Linked DNA regions of Homo sapiens: region 1 is linked to region 2. A link is an interaction called in ENCODE POLR2A ChIA-PET data of the cell type or tissue named here. Cell type or tissue: endothelial cell of umbilical vein. All regions are shown on one strand. Each heading gives the region's core, and the rest is flanking DNA. Links, peaks and the distances in the headings are about the cores only. Region 1 has its middle 47 kb from the start of LINC00605. Region 2 has its middle 30 kb from the start of LINC00605.

The links. Peaks named below come from ENCODE experiments on the same cell type or tissue, not always from the same donor. Only the 100,000 strongest peaks of a DNase experiment are listed, where the experiment ranks them.
Region 1: POLR2A ChIA-PET joins it to region 2 with 5 read pairs; 2 of 35 experiments call an interaction of 5 or more read pairs at or near these places.

Annotation. Positions count from the first base shown.
Region 1 is chr14:103,233,326-103,238,698 of GRCh38, forward strand. No RefSeq gene overlaps it. Among named protein-coding and RNA genes, the nearest start is that of LINC00605, 47 kb to the left of the region's middle. In endothelial cell of umbilical vein, for the core only: no CTCF peak of the experiment used is centred there; DNase peaks (open chromatin) are centred at 1,736 and 2,426; H3K27ac peaks cover 1,053 bases.
Region 2 is chr14:103,156,249-103,161,621 of GRCh38, forward strand. No RefSeq gene overlaps it. Among named protein-coding and RNA genes, the nearest start is that of LINC00605, 30 kb to the right of the region's middle. RefSeq lists enhancers at 1-581, 582-1,319. In endothelial cell of umbilical vein, for the core only: no CTCF peak of the experiment used is centred there; no DNase peak of the experiment used is centred there; H3K27me3 peaks cover 217 bases.

The DNA of each region.
Region 1 (5,373 bases), core at 69-5,068, 77 kb after region 2:
GCATACTTGCTCAAAGTGACCTCACAAGCTCAGTCTGATGCAGTAATCCCACTGCTAGGAAGATAGTGCTTTAGGTAAAATCTTTTGGTTGCCTGTGCTAGACAATCCAACTTTAAAAGGTCTTTGGAGAAAGAAGACATAGTGGGGCATCTTAGTGGTGCGTTTAGATGAACATCCCAGGACAGCTTCAGGTAGGGCTGGATCCAGGGCCCTACCACATTCACCAGATCCCCAGTGCCGTCATTCTAGGGGCTGCTGTGCTGACAAGCTGTCTGTGTGCAGCTCCAGCAAGAGGATGCCTCTGTCATGCAGGCCTCCCTGATCCTGTCTAACCTTCGCTGTGGCTCTTGGGAACCCAAGGTCCTGCCAGGGCAGACTCTTTCCTTTCCCTCAAAGTGTCCTGTGTCCTGGGTGAGGCTGAGGTGCTGCCTTTACTAACAGGCTCTCAGGGACGTGGATGTCTCTGATCCTGAAGTAACAAGGCTCTGCCACCCCCAGGGGCCTGTGACCCAGGCCTGGCCATGTTAAATGTTTGTCTAATCATGGAATGGAACTGATGTCTCAGGTGAACTGAAGGATGATATAAAATGACGGGAATCTCTTTTTCCTTCCAGGATAACTGATGCTTTCAGTAGGAGGTCCTCTCCCTACTCTCTTTTTCTCTATACATTCTGTTGGGAACAGGCCCCCCAAAATCTGGCCATAAACTGGCCCCAAAACTCTCCATAAACAAAATCTCTGCAGCACTGTGACAGGTTCATGATGGCCATGACGCCCACGCTGGAAGGTTGTGGGTTTACTGGAATGAGGGCAAGGAACACCTGGCCCACCCAGGGCGGAAAACCGCTCAAAGGCCTTCTTAAACCACAAGCAATAGCATGAGTGATCTGTGCCTTAAGGACATGCTCCTGCTGCAGATAACTAGCCCAACCCATCCCTTTATTTGGGCCCATCCCTTCATTTCCCATAAGGGATACTTTTAGTTAATCTAACATCTGTAGAAACAATGCTAATGACTGGCTTGCTGTTGATAAATACGTGGGTAAATCTCTGTTCGAGGCTCTCAGCTCTGAAGGCTGTGAGACCCCTGATTTCCCACTTCACACCTCTATATTTCTGTGTGTGTGTCTTTAATTCCTCTAGCGCTGCTGGGTTAGGGTGTCCCTGACCGAGCTGGTCTCGGCAAGTGGCGTCCATTCGTGGGGGCTCGAATCCAGGTCAAAGGGTCGCCGGAGCGATGGTTGGAGAACGTGGAACTAAGCTGGAGGACACCAAGTACTCTTAAAGCAGTCCCCGTGGTGAGTAAGAAGGGGAGCTCAGAAGCATCAGGGTAACAATGGGGCAGGTGTGGGGTGTGGTTCGTTCCACTGTGGAACTTCTTCACACTGGTAATGAGGAGGAAGGAGAGTATAATGAAGTAACAGAAGAGTTTACAGAGTAGGTTTATTTGCCAGCTAAAGCTAAAGCGGCAAAGGAGGGAGAGGTTCATCCCTACCCTTCTGCACCCCCTCCTTATTATTTTGAAGAAAAAGACCCTCCAGATCTTTCTTTTCCAGAGGACACTGGGCGAAAAGTAGTTGCCCCAGTGACAGTTTGAGCAGCGCCTCGAGCGACCGCTCTTAGTTCTATTCAGGCAGGAATTCAGCAAGCTAGATGAGAGGGTGATTTAGAGGCTTGGCAGTTCCGTTACAATACACCCCCGGATCAACAGGGAAATATTATAGCTACATTTGAGCCTTTTCCTTTTAAATTACTCAAAGATTTTAAACAAGCTATAAATCAGTATGGACCAGGTTCTCCTTTTGTAATGGGACTGTTAAAGAATGTTGCTGTTTCCAGTCAGATGATTCCTACTGACTGGGACGCTCTTACTCGAGCTTGTCTGACTCCTGCTCAGTTCTTACAGTTTAAAACTTGGTGGGCAGATGAAGCTTCCATTCAGGCTGCTCACAATGCCCAGGCCCAACCTCGAATTAATATAACTGCAGACCAGCTTTTGGGGGTTGGCGGCTGGGCTGGTTTAGATGCCCAAGTGGTCAGGCAGGATGATGCCATAGAACAGCTTAGGGGAGTGTGCATTAGAGCTGGGGGAAAAAATCACTTCAAGCGGAGAACAATACCCTTCCTTTAGTGCAGTAAAACAGGGACCCAAAGAACCATATGTTGATTTTATAGCTCGGTTACAGGAGTCTCTTAAAAAGGTGACTGCAGATTCGGCTGCTCAGGAGATAGTGCTGCAGTTATTAGCTTTTGACAATGCTAATCCCGATTGCCAGGCTGCTCTGCGACCTATTAGAGGGAAAGCACATTTAGTTGATTATATCAAGGCCTGTGATGCTATCAGAGGTAATCTGCATAAAGCTACTTTGTTGGCACAGGCAATGGCAGGATTGAGAGTGGAGAAAGGAAATGCTCCATTTCCTGGAGCTTGTTTTAACTGTGGGAAGCATGTTCTGTTGGGTCATACTAAAAAATAGTGTAGAAAAAAGTCAGCGAGTCAGGCTGCCAGATAGGGAAGAAAGAAAACTGCTGAGCCTGAAATACGTCCAAAATATAAAAAAGGAAAACACTGGGCTAATCGGTGTCACTCTAAGTTTGATAAAGATAGGAACCCGATTTTGGGAAACACCATGAGGGGCCTGTCCCGGGCCCCATTCCAAACCGGGGCATTTCCAGCTCAGGCCATTCCCTCAACCCTGTACAATGTCTGTCCCCCGCCACAGCCGGTAGTGCCGCAGTAGATTTATGCTGCACAAAAGCTGTGAGGCTTCTGCCTGGGGAACCCCCGCAAAAGGTCCCAACAGGAGTCTGTGGACCCTTGCCAGCGGGGACAATAGGATTAGTTTTAGGAAGGTCTAGTTTAAGTTTAAAAGGGGACAAATACATACAGGAGTCATTGATTCAGGTTACGATGGGGAAATTCAAACTGTTATATCTACTTCTGTTCCCTGGAAACCAGAGCCAGGAGAGCGCATAGCACGGCTCCTGATCGTGCCATATGTGGGAATGGGAAAAAGTGAAATTAAATAAACAGGAGGATTTGGAAGCACAAATAAACAAGGCAAAGCAGCTTATTGGGTGAATCAAATTACTGATAAACATCCTACCTGTGAAATAACTATTCAGGGAAAGAAATTTAAAGGTTTGATAGATACATGAGCGGATGTTTCCATCATTTATCTACAGCACTGGCCGTCGACGTGGCCAATTCAACCTGCTCAATTTAACATAGTTGGAGTTGGTGAATCCCCCGAAGTATTTCAAAGTAGTTATATTTTGCACTGTGAAGGGCCCAATGGACAGCCTGGCACTATTCAACCAATTATAACTTCTGTACCTGTAAATATATGGGGGAGAGATTTATTACAACAGTGGGGAGCACAAGTTCTAATTCCAGAACAATTATATAGCCCTCAGAATCAACATATGATGCGTGAAATGGGGCATGTCCCTGGTATGGGACTAGAACAAAAAATTTGCAAGGTTTGAAAAAACCGCTTCAAGCAGAAAGACAAAGTTCCTGCCAAAGATTGGGATGTCATTTTTGATGGTGGCCGTTGTTAAGCCTCCAGAACCTATACCTTTAAAACGGTTAACAGATAAGCCAATTTGGATAGAACAATGGCCGCTAAGTAAAGAGAAGCTGGAGGCTTTAGAGAAATTAGTTACTGAACAGTTAGAAAATGGGCACATAGCTCCAACATTTTCCTCTTGGAATTCTCCAGTTTTCATAAAAATAAAAAGTCAGGTAAATGGGGAATGTTAACTGACTTAAGAGCCATCAGTTCAGTTATACAACCTATGGGAGCATTGCAGCCTGGCTTGCCTTCTCCTGCTATAATTCCAAAAAACTGGCCTTTAATAGTTATAGATTTAAAATACTGTTTCTTTACTATCCCTTTAGCTGAGCAAGGCTGTGAATGGTTTGCATTTACAATTCCTACGGTAAACAACCTGCAGCCTGCTAAGAGTTTTCATTGTTTTAGAGATGGGTCTAGTAATGGTAAAGCTTCTTATTCTGGATCAAAAAGTAAAGTTTTCCAGACGTCCTATACTTCAGCTCAAAAAGCGGAGCTTGTAGCTGTAATTGAGGTGTTGACTGCTTTCGATATGCCTATTAATGTGGTTTCTGATTCTTCATACTTGGTTCATTCCACACAGTTAACTAAAAATGCTCAGTTACTATATCATACAGATAAACAACTGATGACAAAGACAAAAAAGGAGGAGAAACAGGGATTATGGGACAGCCCATACACAATTGAACCTAGCATTATTAACTTTAAATTTTTTGAGCCTGCCCAAAGGCCAGATGTTATCAGCAGCTGAACAGCATCTACAGAAACCAGCTGCAAAGACAGAAGCAGAACAACTGGTTTGGTGGAGAGATCCAATAACAAAAAGTTGGAAAATAGGTAAAATAATAACTTGGGGTAGAGGTTGTGCTTGTGTTTCTCCAGGACCGAATCAACAGCCGATTTGGATACCATCAAGACACCTGAAACCTTATCATGAGCCAGATGATGAGGAAGAGATTCTGGGAGGATCCCGAGGACCCCCTGGTTGCAGCCATGTTGAGGCTGACGCTGAGGAGGACCCCAACTGTCACAAGCAACACCTGCTGAACACAGCCACCCACCTGGGGACAGACCAAGAAGCTGTCACAGATGGCAGAAGAAAACCTGAGGAAAGTGGGACAACCAGTAACAATGAGTAATTTAATGGTAGCTATGATAGCGATGATCACCATTGCCATGAGTATTCCTTCAATAAGGGCTGACACAGAGAACAATTATACTTATTGGGCATATTTATCAATCTTGGCTGGCAATAATGCCTGAACGTAATCACTCTATGACGCAGTTACACATGCTTTCTGATCTTGGTATTTACCATAATAAATCTGCTCCTATAATTGAGGCATACCGTCCTCAAAAACCTATTTGTAAACAAAATAGAACCTGGCCAGAAATAATGAACATACTTGTTTAGGAAGACCGCATTGCAGAACAGGCAGAGGTGCTGCGCAGAGATTCCTATGGAATCATTATGGACTGGTCCCCTAAGGGCATGTTTAGCTTAAATCGCACCTCTCAGTCTGCGTGCCACAACCACACTATGTTCAGCTGATCTGAACAAAATGATCAGATGGCAGAAATGATAAAACATATGACAAGAGTTCCTATTATCTGGAACCATGGCAGTATAGTGGCACCTCAACCTCAAATGATATGGCTCGTTGTAGGAGCTAAACATAAGGATTTGTGGAAACTATTAATAGCTCTTAATAAGATCGAAATTTGGGAAAGAATAAAAAAGCATCGAGAAGGACACCCTACAAACTTGTTTTTGGATATTGCAAAATTAAAAGAA
Region 2 (5,373 bases), core at 194-5,193:
GAAAGCAGCGAGCATCTCAGTCGCTCCCACTGCATGGGTGGGTGGAGTTCAGAAGAGTGGGAGAGGAAGGGGAATGCTTACTTTTTCCAAAGCGATCCAAGGATTGTTCTGGAATTGTTTGGCAAGGGCTGTGTGGCCATGTGTTTTTCTAGATTCACTTAAAGAAAAAACAGTGTTGGGGTCCCCAAGGAAATAGGGCATCCAGGCTGCAAGGACAAAAGCCAGGTGGGCTGAGGGGCCGGCGGGGCCAAATCTGTCACGAGGAAGGGGAAACTGAGGCCTGGCCTTGCGGGCCCAGGACCTACCCTGCCCCTTTGCACTGAAGGGAGGGAAGGTCTGAGTCCCCGGGAAGCAGAACTGGGGCCAGCTGGGCAGGGGACAGAAGCTGGGTCACCCCTGGGATACCCAAGCAGAGTGACACAGCCCCTGGGACGGACTTGGCTGGGTCTCTCGTCGGCTCTTTTCTCTCCTGTAAGACGAGAACATGGAAAATCCTTCCCCAGGAGCGGGACGGCCCAGCACACTCCCCCATAGCTGGTGGCAACGCCCTGGAAGTCCCGGCTGTCACGGCTCTGCCTGCCCCTTTCAGATGCTGTCTCAATGACATGTGTCCAGGTCGAGCCTGTTCACCAAGCTTCAGCCCTCCCATCCCTCACCCTGGGGACCAAGAGACAGCTCCAGACTAGCCCAGTCTCTCCCGAGTGCTCAGGTGCTTCCCAGCTTCCTCCAAAGGCCAGCAGTCCCAGCGAAGTCCTGGGAAAGGCAGGACAGCCTCAGGCAGCTCCAGCGAAGGCTGTGACCACTACAGGGAGCACCTCTGCCAGGTGGTGGCCCCAAGGACTGCCCAGGACTGTGGGACACTCAGCTTCCCAGGGGGAGAGGCCCCGGCCCACTGTGGGCAGCACAAACTGGCTGTAGAGGAAGCTCTGGGGGCTATGGGAGCCCCTACCCCAGGGCACGCGGGGACTCAGCCAGGTCCAGGCCTTGCGGGAGGCTCTCTGGGGAGTTGCAGAGGCGCAGTTTCCCTTCCGCGGAGCTGCTTTCTCACCCTAGTGGTGGGACAAGCCCTCTCCCGGGTCCATCCCTTCCCTGCCCCTTCACCCAGGTCCTGAGTACTTCTTCTGAGCCACGGGTGGGTGATTTATGACCCACTTCTCACTACAGAGGAGGCGGGGCAGCTCGCTAACACCAAGCAATGCAAAAAGTCAGTGCGAGGGAAACACAGACTCCAACGTTTTTCACCAAAGTGCTGGTTGAAACACTTTTGAAATCTGGGAAGTCTTGTAATCATGTCAACATATAACCTTCTTTTTAAAAAGCACGAGTTTAGTGGCATGGGCCTGTGGTCCCAGCTACTCAGGAGGCCGAGGTGGGAGGATCGCTTGAGCCTTGGAGCTTGAGGCTGCAGTGAGCCACAGTCGCAGCACTGCTCTCCAGCCTGGGTGACAGAGCGAGACCCTGTCTCTGAAAAAAATTTAAAAACTTGGAGCTTCCGTCGGACGATCCCCTCAGATCAAGGCACCGAGTTACTTTTTCCAAGTTACTTGGAAAGATTGGCCCTTTGGGTCTTGCATGAGAACTCCATTAGATGAGACCCAAGCAGCATCAAGCCTAGGGTTAACTTTCCCTACTCCTGAGCTGAGACCCCTCTGAGGACCCTTACCAATGCCAGGTGAAGCACGAGTTCTTCCACTCTGGCTGATGGGAACAGGCAACTATTCCCAGCCTTGGGTGAGCACCAGACACTGCGACTTCTAATCCTTTGCGGTGGTTCTTTCCCCAGGCTCAGGCAGGTTCCCCTTACGCACGTACTGATCGGTTCTCGGCTGAACACTCGTGGGAACCTTCTGCAGACCTCCGGCTCCCTCTGTGCAGCGCTCTGTCCTCCTGCTCCGCCCTGTGGATCCTGCCACCTAGGCTTGCCTGGACTCCCAGCTGGCTGTGCTCCGCTCAGGAGGAGGCTGGTCCCGTCTCCTTACCCCATGGCCTGGAGACTCTCCACGCGGCTAGCCGGGCATCTCAGGGCTCACCCCACTTGATTCCCGTTTTCCTTCATTGCCTGACGCTCAGTGTCACGAAAGCTCGTCTTGTAGATTTTTCTCTTTCTCAGGGTTGTTTTTTTTTTTTTAGAGAGAGAGTCTCGTGCTGTCACCCAGGCTCTTGACAGAGTCTTGACAGAGTCTTGTTCTTTTACCCAATGAAGTGCAGTGGTGCAATCTCGGTTCACTGCAACCTCCACCTGCCGGGTTCAAGCAATTCTTGTGCCTCAGCCTCCCGTGTAGCTGGGACTACAGGAGCACACCACCGTGCTCTGCTAATGTAGAGATGGGGTTTTGCCGTGTTGGCCAGGCTGGTCTTGAACTCCTGGCCTCAAGTGATGTGCCAACTTGGCCCCTCAAAGTGCTAGGATTAGAGATGTGAGCCACGCCCAGCCTCAGGTTTTTCAGTTGTTTCAGAGCAGAGGGTAAACCTGGTCCTTGTCCCATTTTGACCAGAATCAGAAGTCCTCTTTGTAAACCAAAAATACAATTCTGAGGCTCCCCATCCATCAGAATGGACCCCACCTCTCAGCCAGGGCACTCCAAAGCTAACCTGAAAAACTGGTTCAGACCATGCCAGGAAGCAGGGTGGGACATGCCTCACGATGCCCTCCTCCCTTTGTGAGTTCTGGAAAAGCCAACCAGTGTTTAAGATCAACACAGACCTTAAGCCTGATAAGAAGTATTTACAAGCTATTCTCTCTGAAGCCTGCTACCTGGAGGCTTCATCTGCAGGATAAAAGCTTTGTCTCCACAACCCCTTATCATAACCCAGACATTCCTTTCTATTGATAATAACTCGTTTTTTTTTTTTGAGATGGAGTCTCACTGTCACCCAGGCTGGAGTGCAGTGGCTCAATCTCAGCTCACTGCAGCCTCCGCCTCTCGGATTCAAGTGATTCTCCCGCCTCAGCCTCCCAGGTAGCTGGGATTACAGGCGCCCACCACCACACCCAGCTAATTTTTGTATTTTTAGTAGAGACAGGGTTTTGCCATGTTGGCCAGCCTGGTCTTGAATTCCTGACCTCACGTGATCTGCCTGCCTCAGCCTCCCAAAGTGCTAGGATTACAGGCATGAGCCACCACACCTGGCCGATAATAACTCTTTCAACCAATTGCCATCAGAAAAATTTTAAATTAAGTCTACCTATAACTTGGAAGTCCCCCACTTGAAGTCGTCCCGCCTTTCTAGGCTGAACCAACGTATTTCTTACATGAATCTGATTGATGTCTCAGGTCTCCTGAAATGTATAAAACGGAGGCTACGCCCTGGTCCCCTTGGGCACAAGGGCTGGGTCATGGGCCATGGTCACTTATATTTGGTTCAGAATAAATCTCTTCGAATCTTTCACCGAGTTTGACTCTTTTCGTTGACATCTTATGTGGTTTAAAACTGTGAGAGACTGTCTTAAAATCTGAATTGAGTCTGTTTAACTGAACTGTCAGAGATTACCAGTGACTTCTGTTGCAACAGGAAGATAAGACAGTGAACCGTTTTGTTTTTAACTATTTCTTTCTTTCTTTTTTTTCTTTTTTAGACAGAGTCTTGCTCTGTCGCCCAGGCTGGAGTGCAGTGGCACGATCTCAGCTCCCTGCAACCTCCACCTCCCGGGTTTAAGAGATTCTCCTGCGTCAGCCTCCCGAGTAGCTGGGATTACAGGCACCCACCACCAAGCTTGGCTAATTTTTGAATTTTTAGTAGAGACAGGGTTTTTTCATGCTGGCTGGGCTGGTCTTGAATTCAAGACCTCAAGTGATCTACCCGCCTTGGCCTCCCAAAGGGCTGGGATTACAGGTGTGAGCCACTGCGCCCGGCCTGTTTTTAACTATTTCTAAGTTTTCACAGGTCTGCGAAGAACAGGCATTTAAGGAGAGAAATGCAAGAGTTCTCTGCCGCTGAATTCCCCCACCTGGCACATGATATGAGGTGTGTGCATGTCGGGACAGTTACAAAGCCTCACTCAACACGAAGTCAGGATCTCTTCCTTCTCCTTGGCTGCCAGGAGTCTGGGAGAGCCGAAATGACAATTTAGAGCAAGAGTCCATCCACTTTTGCGTTCCCTCCTGGCCACTGAAAATCCGCCGTGTTCTCCCCACAGGAGCAGGGGATCCCAGTGCTGGGTTGTGCTGCAGAAACCCCCAAGGGGTCTCCTCCAGGGCCCAGATGCTGGCGCAGCCCTAGCCCCAGCCCCAGCAAATCAGAATAATGGGGATGTTGAATAAAGACCCGAGTTTTCAACACCCCGTCCCTGCCTGCAGTGATTCCGATGATCAATCAGGCGCGAAGCCCAGAGACCCAGGAGGACGAGTCACTGACTGGGCCATGAGACAGGACCCCACAGCCTGCATCCCCACAGCCTGCACCCCGACAGCCTGCACCTCAACAGCCTCCTGCCTGCACCCCTACAACCTTCTGCCTGCACTCCCGACAGCCTCCTGCCTGCACCCCCCACAGCCTGCACCCCAACAGCCTCCTGCCTGCACCCCCCCACAGCTTCCTGCCTGCACCCCCCCACAGCTTCCTGCCTGCACCCCCCCACAGCCTCCTGCCTGCACCCCCCCACAGCTTCCTGCCTGCACCCCCCCACAGCCTCCTGCCTGCACCCCCCACAGCCTGCACCTCAATAGCCTCCTGCCTGCACCCTGACAGCCTCCTGCCTGCATTCCTGCTCACTTCTCCAGTTCCAGTGGAGGCAAAGACTCTGACCCGTGAGTTCTCCAGCACTGAAACCTGTGCTCCCAGCTCCCTGGGGAGGAGGCTGTCCCTGCAATGACCCCATCCTAGCTGGGCTGTGTCATTCTTACAGAGGGTAATGGCTCTACCTGCATTCCTGAGGTTTCTCAGGCTCAGGACCTGTGGAAAGTGAGCCATAGAATCTGCTGGCATTGCAGAGAGGAAAGCCAGACAGCCAGGGTCACAGCCACTGTGACGTCCACCCTCGGAGTCCTCTGTCTGCCACTCTGAACACAGGGTAGAAGCAGTTATTGCAAAACAAATGCCACTGTCCTGTCCAAAAGTGAGATGGGTTTGGTTCCCTACAAAACCTCCCGCAGTGCATGCTAGGAAATTTTGGAGGAAATACCAAACGTCCTTTCATTCATGGCTGAGAGCCTAATCAAGGGAAAACTCTATTGGCCAAAAATGAAAAGGAGCTGCAAAGCAGGCACTAAGCTGACACAGATGCTACAGTGGCCCTGGGGAGATTTGCTAGGCCAGGTAACCAAGACACTTCCATTTCAACGGCCATATTAGGATGGGGAACCAGGCCTTGTTCTGTGAAAGGTTAGCACTGACACCCCTGAATGAAGCCCGTAATTGTGAAGGGCTCTACTC